2 separate regions of the Homo sapiens genome follow, and region 1 is linked to region 2. Evidence: chromatin loops called from intact Hi-C (ENCODE). Cell type or tissue: PC-9. All regions are shown on one strand. Each heading gives the region's core, and the rest is flanking DNA. Links, peaks and the distances in the headings are about the cores only. Region 1 has its middle 58 kb from the start of MAP3K1. Region 2 overlaps C5orf67 (chromosome 5 putative open reading frame 67).

Evidence for each region. Peaks named below come from ENCODE experiments on the same cell type or tissue, not always from the same donor. Only the 100,000 strongest peaks of a DNase experiment are listed, where the experiment ranks them.
Region 1: it touches region 2 in a loop (6-fold over the local background); 1 of 110 quality-filtered maps calls a loop at or near these places.

The regions. Positions count from the first base shown.
Region 1 is chr5:56,754,666-56,760,048 of GRCh38, forward strand. No RefSeq gene overlaps it. Among named protein-coding and RNA genes, the nearest start is that of MAP3K1, 58 kb to the right of the region's middle. RefSeq lists an enhancer at 2,047-2,548. In PC-9, for the core only: no CTCF peak of the experiment used is centred there; DNase peaks (open chromatin) are centred at 2,636 and 5,096; H3K4me3 peaks cover 437 bases; H3K27ac peaks cover 1,691 bases.
Region 2 is chr5:56,541,224-56,546,606 of GRCh38, forward strand. All of the region lies in intron 2 of C5orf67 (chromosome 5 putative open reading frame 67), which reads right to left. Among named protein-coding and RNA genes, the nearest start is that of LINC01948, 62 kb to the left of the region's middle. RefSeq lists a silencer at 3,865-4,065. In PC-9, for the core only: no CTCF peak of the experiment used is centred there; DNase peaks (open chromatin) are centred at 2,388, 3,008 and 3,998; H3K27ac peaks cover 3,727 bases.

The DNA.
Region 1 (5,383 bases), core at 283-5,282, 210 kb after region 2:
TAATAGGCTTCAGTATATGACAGAAACAAGAGCTAACACCTGCAAATATTTATTATGTGCCAGTCACTGTCCTAAGCACTTGACCTGTATTAACTGAGAGAATCCTCACAAATCCCTATGAGGTATGTGCCATCATACCTATTTTACAGATGAGGAAAGGCAGATACAGAGAAGTAACTAACTTGCCCAAGTTCACACAGCTAGGAGGGGAGGAACGCAAATTTGAACCCAAGCACCTGGCTCCAGAGTCTGTGCTCTTAACTGTGGTCAACATGAACACTAGCTGACAAACCCCACGCTGCCTGGCATAGATTCCATGGTGTATGCTGGCAACAGAGGAACCAGAGCTAAGCACCAATGGGTAAAGAAGGAGCTGAGGAACAGAAAGCAAGTTTAAGGTATTTTTTAAAAACACACACACATACGCATGTGCATGTGTCTTTATAATAGAACGATTTATATTCCTTTGGGCATATACTCAGCAATGGGATTTCTGAGTCGAATGATATTTCTGTCTTCAGATCTCCAAGGAATTGCCACACTGTCTTCAACAATGGTTGAACTAATTTACACTCCCACCAGGAATGTATAGGGGTTCCTTTTTCTCCACAACCTCACCAGCATTTGTTATTTTTTTACTTTTTAATAATAGCCATTCTGACTGGTGTGAGATGGTATCTCATTGTGGTTTTGATTTGCATTTTTCTACATGCCTGTGTATGTTCATTGCATCACTATTCACAATAGTAAAGATATGGGATCAACCTAAATGCCCATCAGTACTAGACTAGATAATGTGGTACATTTACACCATGGATGTAAGAAAATGTGGTACATTTACACCATGGTACATTTACACAGGACATGGATGGAGCTGGAGACCATTATCCTTAGAAAACTAATGCAGGAACAGAAAACCGAATACTGCATGCTCTCACTTGTAAGTGGGAGCTAAATGATGAGAACACATGAACACATAGAGGGGAACAACACACACTAGGGCCCATTGGAGGGTGAAGGATGGGAAGAGGGAGAGGATCTAATGGGTACTAGGCTTAATACCTGGGTAATGAAATAATCTGCACAACAAACCCCCATGACACGTGATTACCTAAGTAACAAACCTTCACATGTACCCCAAACTTAAAAGTTTAAAACAAATCATCTTTATTATTTCTGACTATAAACATAATATGCTCATTGGAGAAAATATAGAAAATACTCAAAAAGTATAAAAAATCAAAATCAAAAATCTCACCTGAGTTTGTCTTTTACCCCTACCCACAGGTCTCATTCATTCATTTGCTCACCTCTTCTACCACTAATTCACTATCCATTTGCCAAGTTTCATGCATGGCTCTGTGGAACAAGTAATATTGTACAGTTCACATAAACTAACCCAGCTTGATTAGCTTAGAAGAAGTAATAAAGGATATGTAAGAATGTCTTATCTACAATTCAAGGCAAATTGTAATTAAAAGTAATACAAAAGAGGATGTTTAGGGCAGTGAAACAATTCTGTCTGATGCTGGAATTGTGGATGCATATCGTTATACATTTGTCCAGACCTATAGAATGTACAACACCAAAAGTGAACCGTAAGGTAAACTATGGATTTCGGTGATAATCATGTGTCACTGTAGTATGTTCATCAGTTGCAACAAATGTACTACCGGGTGCAGGATCCCGATGGTGGGGAAGGCTCTGCTTATGTGTGTATGCAGGCAGGATGCATATGGGAAATCTCTGTACTTTCTGCTCAATTTTGCTGTGATCCTAAGACCTTTCTAAAAGATAAAGTCTATTTAAACCAAAAAAAAATTCTCTTTTTTTAAGTAATAGAAAGTTAAAATAATGCTTTGTGAGTGTTTACTGTGGGCCACACAGAGTTCTAAAAAATTCTACATAATTAACTCATTCAATCCTTACAACAACAGAATGAGGTGAGACTATATTTAAGTCCCCCTTTTATAGATGAGTGAACCAACATGCAAAGAAGCTTACTAACTAACCAAAAGTCACTCAGAGAATGTGGTAAAGCCCGAATCCCAACCTGAACAGTGAGCTCAAAAACCTCACTCCTAATCTTGTCTCCTCAGCCTCTGTGGAGGTTTGGGACAACTAAGGATGGAGGGATCCCTCAGGTGAGGGAAGGTGGGGTGGGAAGTGGAATTTCCAGTGGGGAGGGGGTGGGGGAGCATCTGAGGTGGATGAAGAGTGAGCAGTAGTCCTCCTCTTTCCTGTTCCTGAAGCAATACAGAACCTTACAATAGCTTGCGTTGGAGTGTCTATGGGGGCTGAATGCTAGATTTCGGGTCACTGGGCCCTTCCCAGAAAGAACAGTACCGTCTGAAGCGTGCCCCTCACTGCTAAGTGCTGTAGATCCGTTGTGTCTTCAAGCCAGAGATGGAGATGTCTGTGTTCAGTTGGTCACCTCATCCCGCACCTCCCTCTTCCTTCCCCTCACAGCCCTATCTCAAATCACTTCCCAGCAATGACTTGCCCTTCTCCCTCCAGGGCTGTCCCTGCATTCCCCACACCCTCCCGGCTGGCACCTCTGCCCAGGCTGTGGTTTGGCCCCGGAGGTCTGGACTGGACAGGGACAGCCTGAGCTGAACCTCAAGGAACAGGAAAGTTCAGTGTTTGCCTGAGGCACAACGAGTCATTCAGCAGTCACTAACTCTCGCTCCTTAGCACTCCATCCCCCTGCAGAAACCTTCCCAGGGGACATGGGGACATTTAGCCCTATTGAAGAGACTAGCCTCCATTGGCCTACTTTCTTCCCTCACACTTCCTTCAAGGGGCTTTAGCAAGATTTATTTCTGACAGAAATGTCTTTCTGTAGACTTGTAAATATTCAGTCACTTCACAAGTTTGCTTAAAACTGTACCAAACTGTATTTTATTCCATTTTCAAAAATGATCTGTGGTAGCCTGACTTCAAAGTTGGCTGCCTTGGCTGGGCGCGGTGGCTCACGCCTGTAATCCCAGCACTTTGGGAGGCCGAGACGCGTGGATCACGAGGTCAGGAGATCAAGACCATTCCGGCTAGCACGGTGAAACCCCATCTCTACTAAAAATACAAAAAACTAGCCGGGCGTAAGTGGCGGGTGCCTGTAATCCCAGCTACTAGGGAGGCTGAGGCAGGAGAATGGCATAAACCCGGGAGGCGGAGCCTGCAGTGAGCCGAGATCGCGCCACTGCACTCCAGCCTGGGCAACAGAGCGAGACACCATCTCAAAAAACAAAAACAAAAACAAACAAACAAACAAACAAAAACAAAGATGGTTGCCATCAACTGCTGCCCTCTTGTAGACACATGCCACTCTTCCATGGAGAGGGGAGGCTGCTCCTGCACACCCTCGAAGCTCAGCTGGCCGGTGACTACTCTCAACAGAAGATACGGTGGAAGTGACATTGTGCCAGCTCCAGGCCCTGGTCTTTAAGAGGACTGACAGTTTCCACTTCTTGCCTCTTGGATCCCTGAGAGACACGGAAGAAATCCAGCCACTGTACTGGAAAGAGGCCACGTGGAGGAACACAGAGGGATCACGCATGTGCATGAAGAAGCCATGTTGAATGTCCAACCAGTAAAGCTTCCAGATGGCTCAGCCCCAGACTCCCAAACAAGAACTACTGAGCTCAGCTCATTCAACCCACAGAACCATGAAAAACAATAATATATTATTAAGTCACCATGTTTTGGATTTTTTTATGTAGCAATAAATAAATTATGATCATTCACTTTAACCCACTAATTCTAGGAATCTAGAAAATAATCCGAAATATAATCCAATATTCATGAATAAAGATATCTAATACATATCATTGTTGATCATATTAAAAAAAAGAGAAAAAACATAGGGCAAGGTTAAGTAAATTGTACATATGATCTATTGTGTAACATTTAAATAATGTAAATAATGCTAAGGCCAGGCGGTGGCTCACGCCTGTAATCCCAGCACTTTGGGAGGCCAAGGTGGGTGGATCACCTAAGGTCGGGAGTTTGAGACCAGCCTGACCAACATGGAGAAACCCCATCTCTACTAAAAATACAAAATTAGCCGGGCATGGTGGTGCAAGGCCTGTAATCCCAGCTACTCAGGAGGCTGAGGCAGGAGAATCGCTTGAACCTGGGAGGTGGAGGTTGCAGTGAGCCAAGATCATGCCATTGCACTCCAGCCTGGGCAACAAGAGCAAAACTCCATCTCAAATAATAATAATACTTAAGAAGAGTCTTTAATATCATAAAAATGCTTTCGACTTTTTAAAAAGAAAGAAAAGAAAATGAGTCACCAAATTATGAATTGTAGATGATCTCTACCACATAATATACATACAAGTAGAGATGATTGGAAGTGTGTTTGCTAATGTTGTCAGCATTTTTAACTGGTGGTAAGATTGTTATATTCTTCTTTATAGTTTTCTGGGCTTTTCTAAGTTTTCTAGAACAGGATTGTGTTTTTAGATTTCTTATCATAAAAGTAATACATGCCCATTATTTTAAAAATTCAGACAATTCAAAAGGGCAGAAAGGTAAAGTGATAGTCAACCCAAGGCTACCATTATAGAGATAACCACTGTCAACATTTGAATGTTAACATTTAGAATTTAACATTAATATAAATGTGCATTTTTTAATGTTAGGATACTATATTATTTTATATTCTGATTTTTGTACCTGTTTTATAATCAAAAGAAAATACATCTTAATACAGATAATTGTAACTTTTCTGAAAACATCTCATTGCCTTTTATCCCTCCTGTCATATAAAGTTTGCAGAGATGTGTGTATATGCACGAAAAATGCAACCACAGGAACATACACACCATACTTCAAAATGTATTACACAGTATAACAACTCTGCCTCTAAGCAGTAATTCATATATTAGGAAAGTTGATATTTAGCAAATTAGAGAAAAAGCTTTCTGGTACTCCCTTTCCTCTTATGATAGCTGGCCTGCCGGAAAGGAATCCTTGAACCTGAGCTCCCAGCCAGGGCCCGTGAGGCCTGGTAAGCATAATGGTAACAGGCAGGGCTCTGAGCCAGCCTGCCTGAGTTGGAATCCTCCTTAACTGGTTCTCTGACCTTGGGCAAATGACTGTAAGCTTCCATTTCCTTATCTAAAAAACAGGTAATTCTACTAACAACCTCAAAAGGATGTTGTACAGATCGACTTGGGCAGTCTATATGATGAGCTTAGCATATTCAGTTAATATCTAGGTGGTAACAATGTCATTATTCTTTCTTTCCGGAAAAGGCTGTCACATTTGATTTGGCATGAACCCCACCCAGACAACCAGCATTTAGTCTTTGCACATATTCTGCATACCTTGTATTAAAATACTTGAATTTAGGAAAAAGAAAAAAAGATCAGCAGCC
Region 2 (5,383 bases), core at 128-5,127:
AATGGAATAAGTTAAAGTATCAACCACAAATTGCTGCAACAATCTTTGGTATCATTTATCATCATCATAATTATTATTATTACTATGAGTAGCTGAAGAATAACCACAGGATTCAGTGTTTAATATGCATTCTTAGGCCAGGTGCAGTGAATCACGCCTGCAATCCCAGCACTTTGGAAGGTCAAGGCCGGAGGATCACTTGAAGCCCGGAGATTGAGATCAGCCTGGGCAACAAAGTGAGACCCTATCTCTACAAAATATTAGCCAGGTGTGGTGGCATGTGCTTGTAGTCCCTGCCTCTGGGGAGGCTGAGATGGGAGAATTGCCTGAGCCCGGGAGGTCAAGGCTGCAGTGAACTGTGATCAAGCCACTGTTCTCCAGCCTAGGTGACAGAGAGAGACCCTGTCTCTTAAAAAAATGCATTCTTGGCCAGGTGCAGTGGCTCACACCTGTAATCCCAGAACTTTGGGAGGCTGAGGTGGGAGGATCACCTGAGGTCAGGAGTTCAAAACCAGCCTGGCCAACATGGTGAAACCCCGTCTCTACTAAAAGTACAAAAAAATTAGCTCGGTGTGGTGGTGGGCACCTGTAATCCCAGCTACTCAGGAGGCTGAGGCAGGAGAATTGCTTGAACCCAGGAGGCTGAGGTTGCAGTGAGCCAAGATCACACCAATACACTCCAGCCTGGGCAACAAGAGCGAGACTCCATCTCAAAAAAAATGCATTTTTAGACTTTAGAATAAGCAAAGTTCAATGTGAACTTATAGGTTGGGAAAGGTCCTATGTGGGGTGGGCAGGCAGCAATGGGACTGAAGCCATGGAGGGGGTGGGTGGAATTCACTAGATGCATGGAAGGACAGCTCAGCAGGATACCTGAAGTTGAGGCTGACTAAAGTGTCGTCAGGATTTAAAGGTGTGACATGTTAGGAACTGAAAGTTTGTGTTAGAACACTGCAGGTGAGAAGCTTCTATCAGTAAAGAAGACGCTATTTTAGCAAGCTTTGAACATCACACTTGAGTGATGGAGACTTGGCACTCAAACAGCTAATAAGAAGTCATGTAGATTGTTTAAGAAATGGAGGGCATGTGGAGATTGGCACTTGAGGGCTAATCATGGGTAATTTGCCCACCTCTTTTGAGTCTCAGTTTCCTCATCCACGTGGGCAGTGGTGTGTAGGCTGGGTGGCCCAGTGGGGAGACTGGAGGAGACAGGGAGGTCAGTGCAGAGGCTGCTCTACAATGCTTCTGACAGAGGTGAAGAGATTCTCTAGGGAAGTGCTTCTTAAACTGCAGTGTGCACAAAAATCCCCTGAGACCTTGCTCAAATGCAGATCCTGATTGAGTCTCTGCCAGGACTATCTCCCAGGTGATGCTGATGCTAGTGATCAGGGACTACACTTGAGTAACAAGGACCAAGACTAAGAGTTACAGCAGAAATGGAGAGACAGAGATGCATGCATCAAAGGAAGACCTGGTAGAAGCTAGCCTTTGATGAAGTACTGAGACATCCTGCAACGTGGATGAAGGTGAACCTCCAAAACATATGCTCAGTGAAAGAAGCGAGGCACAAAAGAACACATAGCGTATGGTTCTGCTTTTTTTTTTTTTTTTTTTTTTTGAGACGGAGTCTCGCTCTGTCGCCCAGGCTGGAGTGCAGTGGCGGGATCTCGGCTCACTGCAAGCTCCGCCTCCCGGGTTCACGCCATTCTCCTGCCTCAGCCTCCCAAGTAGCTGGGACTACAGGCGCCCGCCACTACGCCCGGCTAATTTTTTGTATTTTTAGTAGAGACGGGGTTTCACCGTTTTAGCCGGGATGGTCTCGATCTCCTGACCTCGTGATCCGCCCGCCTTGGCCTCCCAGGTTCTGCTTATATGAAATGTCCAGAAAAGGCAAAAAGCAAAAATATTGGGCCAGTAAGCAGATGAGTGGTTGCTTAGGATAGAGAGTGGAAAAAGAAGTGATTGTGTGTGGGCATGAGGCTTTTTAGGGGGTGAGAAAAATGTTCTGAAATTAGATTATGGGGATTGTTATACAATTTTATAAACATACAAAAAATAGTTGAATTGTATACTTACAGTAAGTTAATTTTATGGTAAATAAAGTTGTTAATTTTAAAAAAAAGATTCAATACAAGTTTGTGTTTGAAACATAGGAGATAACAGAAAGGAAACAATACAAGAAGAAATTCATCTGTTAAGCCTGTTCCATGGACAGGCTAGCTTTTGTTCTCCCTTGCTTCCTCCTCTTGAAAACAGCGAGTCTGATGGACTGGGATCTGAGCTCAGAGCTAACCTAGGTATTTTAGACACTTCAGTAGTTAGAGAAATTCCTTTTAGTGATCCCAAATCACACCTTGGGTATAACTACCTCCACTGCAGGACTGGTCAGGTTAGCAACCTGGAAAGGCATGAGGGGAAAAGAATGAATCATCAGAAAATATATAGTGTAATCATCTGAAAAGGTGACTCACGCATGAATTTTTACATGCCTATTCTTTACTCAGACCCCAGTAATATCTCTTACATTGAAAAACTATACGTCCTCAGGTTTCCAAGCACAAAATTGTGTTCAGACATTGCATTGCTTTTACCACAATCTGCATACAGCACCAGAGTCTGGAGATTCTGGGTCAGTGTGATCCCAGGACCAGTAACATCAGCATCATCTGAGGACTTGGTAGAAATACAGACTCTTACGCTCCACCCTAGGATTACAGAATCAGAAACTGGGTGTGGGGCCCAGAAGTCTGTTTTAACAAGCCCTCCAGGTAATTATTTGCATGTTAACATTTGAGAACTACTACTGTAGGTCATGATATGTGCGTGCACACACACACACACACACACACACCAGCCTCACTTGGGAAATGATGCTTATTCCAAGACAAGAGCTACTGTCTTGTAAGGGCAGAAGTTATGATGGCAAATATACGGCAGGAATGCAACCACTTCCATCTTCCCTATACATGCCTGTCACCACTAATCCATCACTGCAATCTTTCATAATGAGTCAGGGTAGCAGTGCCTTTGGCCATCTAGCAGGAGAAAACCTCACCAGGTGTCCTGCACTAACATGGAGTTGGGTGGGGAAAGGCTGAAGTAGATTTAGAAATTGCAATGTGGAGAATTTGGCAGAAAGTGAGAGCCTGATATAGATAGTGTTACTAATTCCCCACGGTCTTGGGTGGCCCATAGGAGATTAAGAATTTCCTATTATCCAAGCTGGGGAACATGGGCTGAAAGATTGGTAGATCCAACAAGGCCTGGAGTCCAAACAAATAAACTCACAAAGTGCCAGAATCTCAAATCCAGAATTGAGGGGCAGAATGAAACTGTCAGATGCGAACATGAGGTCCCAAAGGCCAGGTGGAATCAGCCACATCTGGTGGAAACTGATGCAAGTTATCCAGTGACAAGGTAGGACAAGGGACATCCTGGAAGAGGTCACAGAAGATCCACGGGACAGCTCACACCAAAGACCCCCCTCCCAGCTTCCTTGTTCAAGAAGAGTAAGCTTTCCCCTCCCAGAAGCCATTTCGGGGAGGAGAAGGTAGAAAGGATTTTCTTTGAGAACACAGATATAGCCCTGATATTGAAATACTTAACTGAATACTTACCCCAAAGAGGCAGTTATAAACTGGAAGAGACTGGGTTATCTGTGAAACTGTGAGGTAGATAGGAATTTTAGATCTGTTTCAGAGAATAAAGTTAAAATTTGGGGGGCAAACATCTGATTTGTAACTGTTCATAAAGCTACCTATCAAAATGTTATGGATTTCAGGTTTTTTTTTTTTTTGTCTTGACATTAGTTTCTCCTGGTCCAGCTAAAACAAGCAGGGCGTGGGAGGCAGATGCAAAGGTCGGCATTGGCCTCAGAGGGTTGACCAGCTCCAGGTTTCAACACGAGGTGCCCCTTGTCCTATTTCAGAATGCTTCCCCTTCAGCCTAAAAGGTTTCAACAGTTAGTGCTTCCCCTTCAGCCTAAAAGGTTTCGACAGTTAGTGCCATTTGGTCCAGTCACATAATCACAGCTGGTAATTGGAGAAGGTGAACATGTGCTTCCAACATTCACTTTTCGTAGACTCATTAGGTCAAAGATCATCTGAGCAAACCCTCTCATTTTACAGATGAGGAAACCAAGGTCAAAGAAGCTAAACTAAGTTACTCGCGAGCTGTAGCTGGAAAAAAGCTGGAACCAGAATCCTAATTGCTCCAAGTCCAAATTCACAGCTCTTTCTAGCACATCAAGCTGCTCATAAACCAGAAATGATCCGTTCCACACACTGTAATCATAAACCAAAACCCAAAGATTCCAAGTAGTCTCTTTCTTGAAAGAAACCATTGGTGTTTGCTTTACTTCTTCTTCCTACATGTGTTTTGAGAGATGTTGTGAATCTCCTGATGAAAAGCTGTTCTGAGAGAAGCTGAGACAAAGCCTCAGTGATCTATGGCTGCCAAAGTCAGCCCCTCTGCAGCTGTACCAGGACAGAGGAGGCGGGGAGGCAGCCAAGCTGTCTTCAGTGCTGTATTCAGAGGTGCGAGCGCCTGGAATTCTGCAATCCAAAAGGGCCTTCTGGGGGTCAGCTGCCTTCTTAGTGTCTTTGAGGGATCACCCTTTGAAGAATCATCCTTCGACTGAAGGAGGACTTTGCACATGTCATGCAGTGTGAGTTTCAAAGACTGCCAGAATCCAAAGTCTCGATCAATCCATCAGGATGGGGACAACTTTTAGACAGGATCTGGTGATAATGTGGTGCATATCTTCTTTCTTCCATGACCTCAGAAATTTTGTTTTTAATTTGTGCTGGGAAGAAAAATGGAAATCAGAGCAATCACCTGGATAATTTTCTCCAAAAACACACATTTGCTTTAGTTTCCTGGAATGACTATTCATGAATGCGTTCAGATGCAAGTGTTATTTATCTGTTAGCCCCATAAATCTCATGGGGAGCTGTGCTTGGCTAAGGGTATCGGGTTGGAAGCCTAATTGCAACTCTTATCCAAAGTGACCAGAACCTTCCCAGTTACCCAGAATAAAGGACCCCCAGTTCCTTCTTTGTGTGTGTGTGTGTGTGTGTGTGTGTGTGTGTGTGTGTGTGTGAGAGAGAGAGAGAGAGAGAGAGAGAGTGCCATGTCCTTAAGTTGCATTTTCAGTATTGATTTTATTGTGGTCTGCTAATGTTTATATGGCTTAAAAAATGTTCTCTCCATGGATAAGGTCTCCACCTCTCAGGCCACAATAATACCTCGCAGAATGGACAAGCATGGATAATTTTCTAGTTTAACTCCAGGGCCATGTGCATGCCTCCTATAGGCCCTAACATGAGGGGGGCAAATAAATTCAATAAAGTTTCATCAAGTCTTACTTGTTTTCTGCTATGAA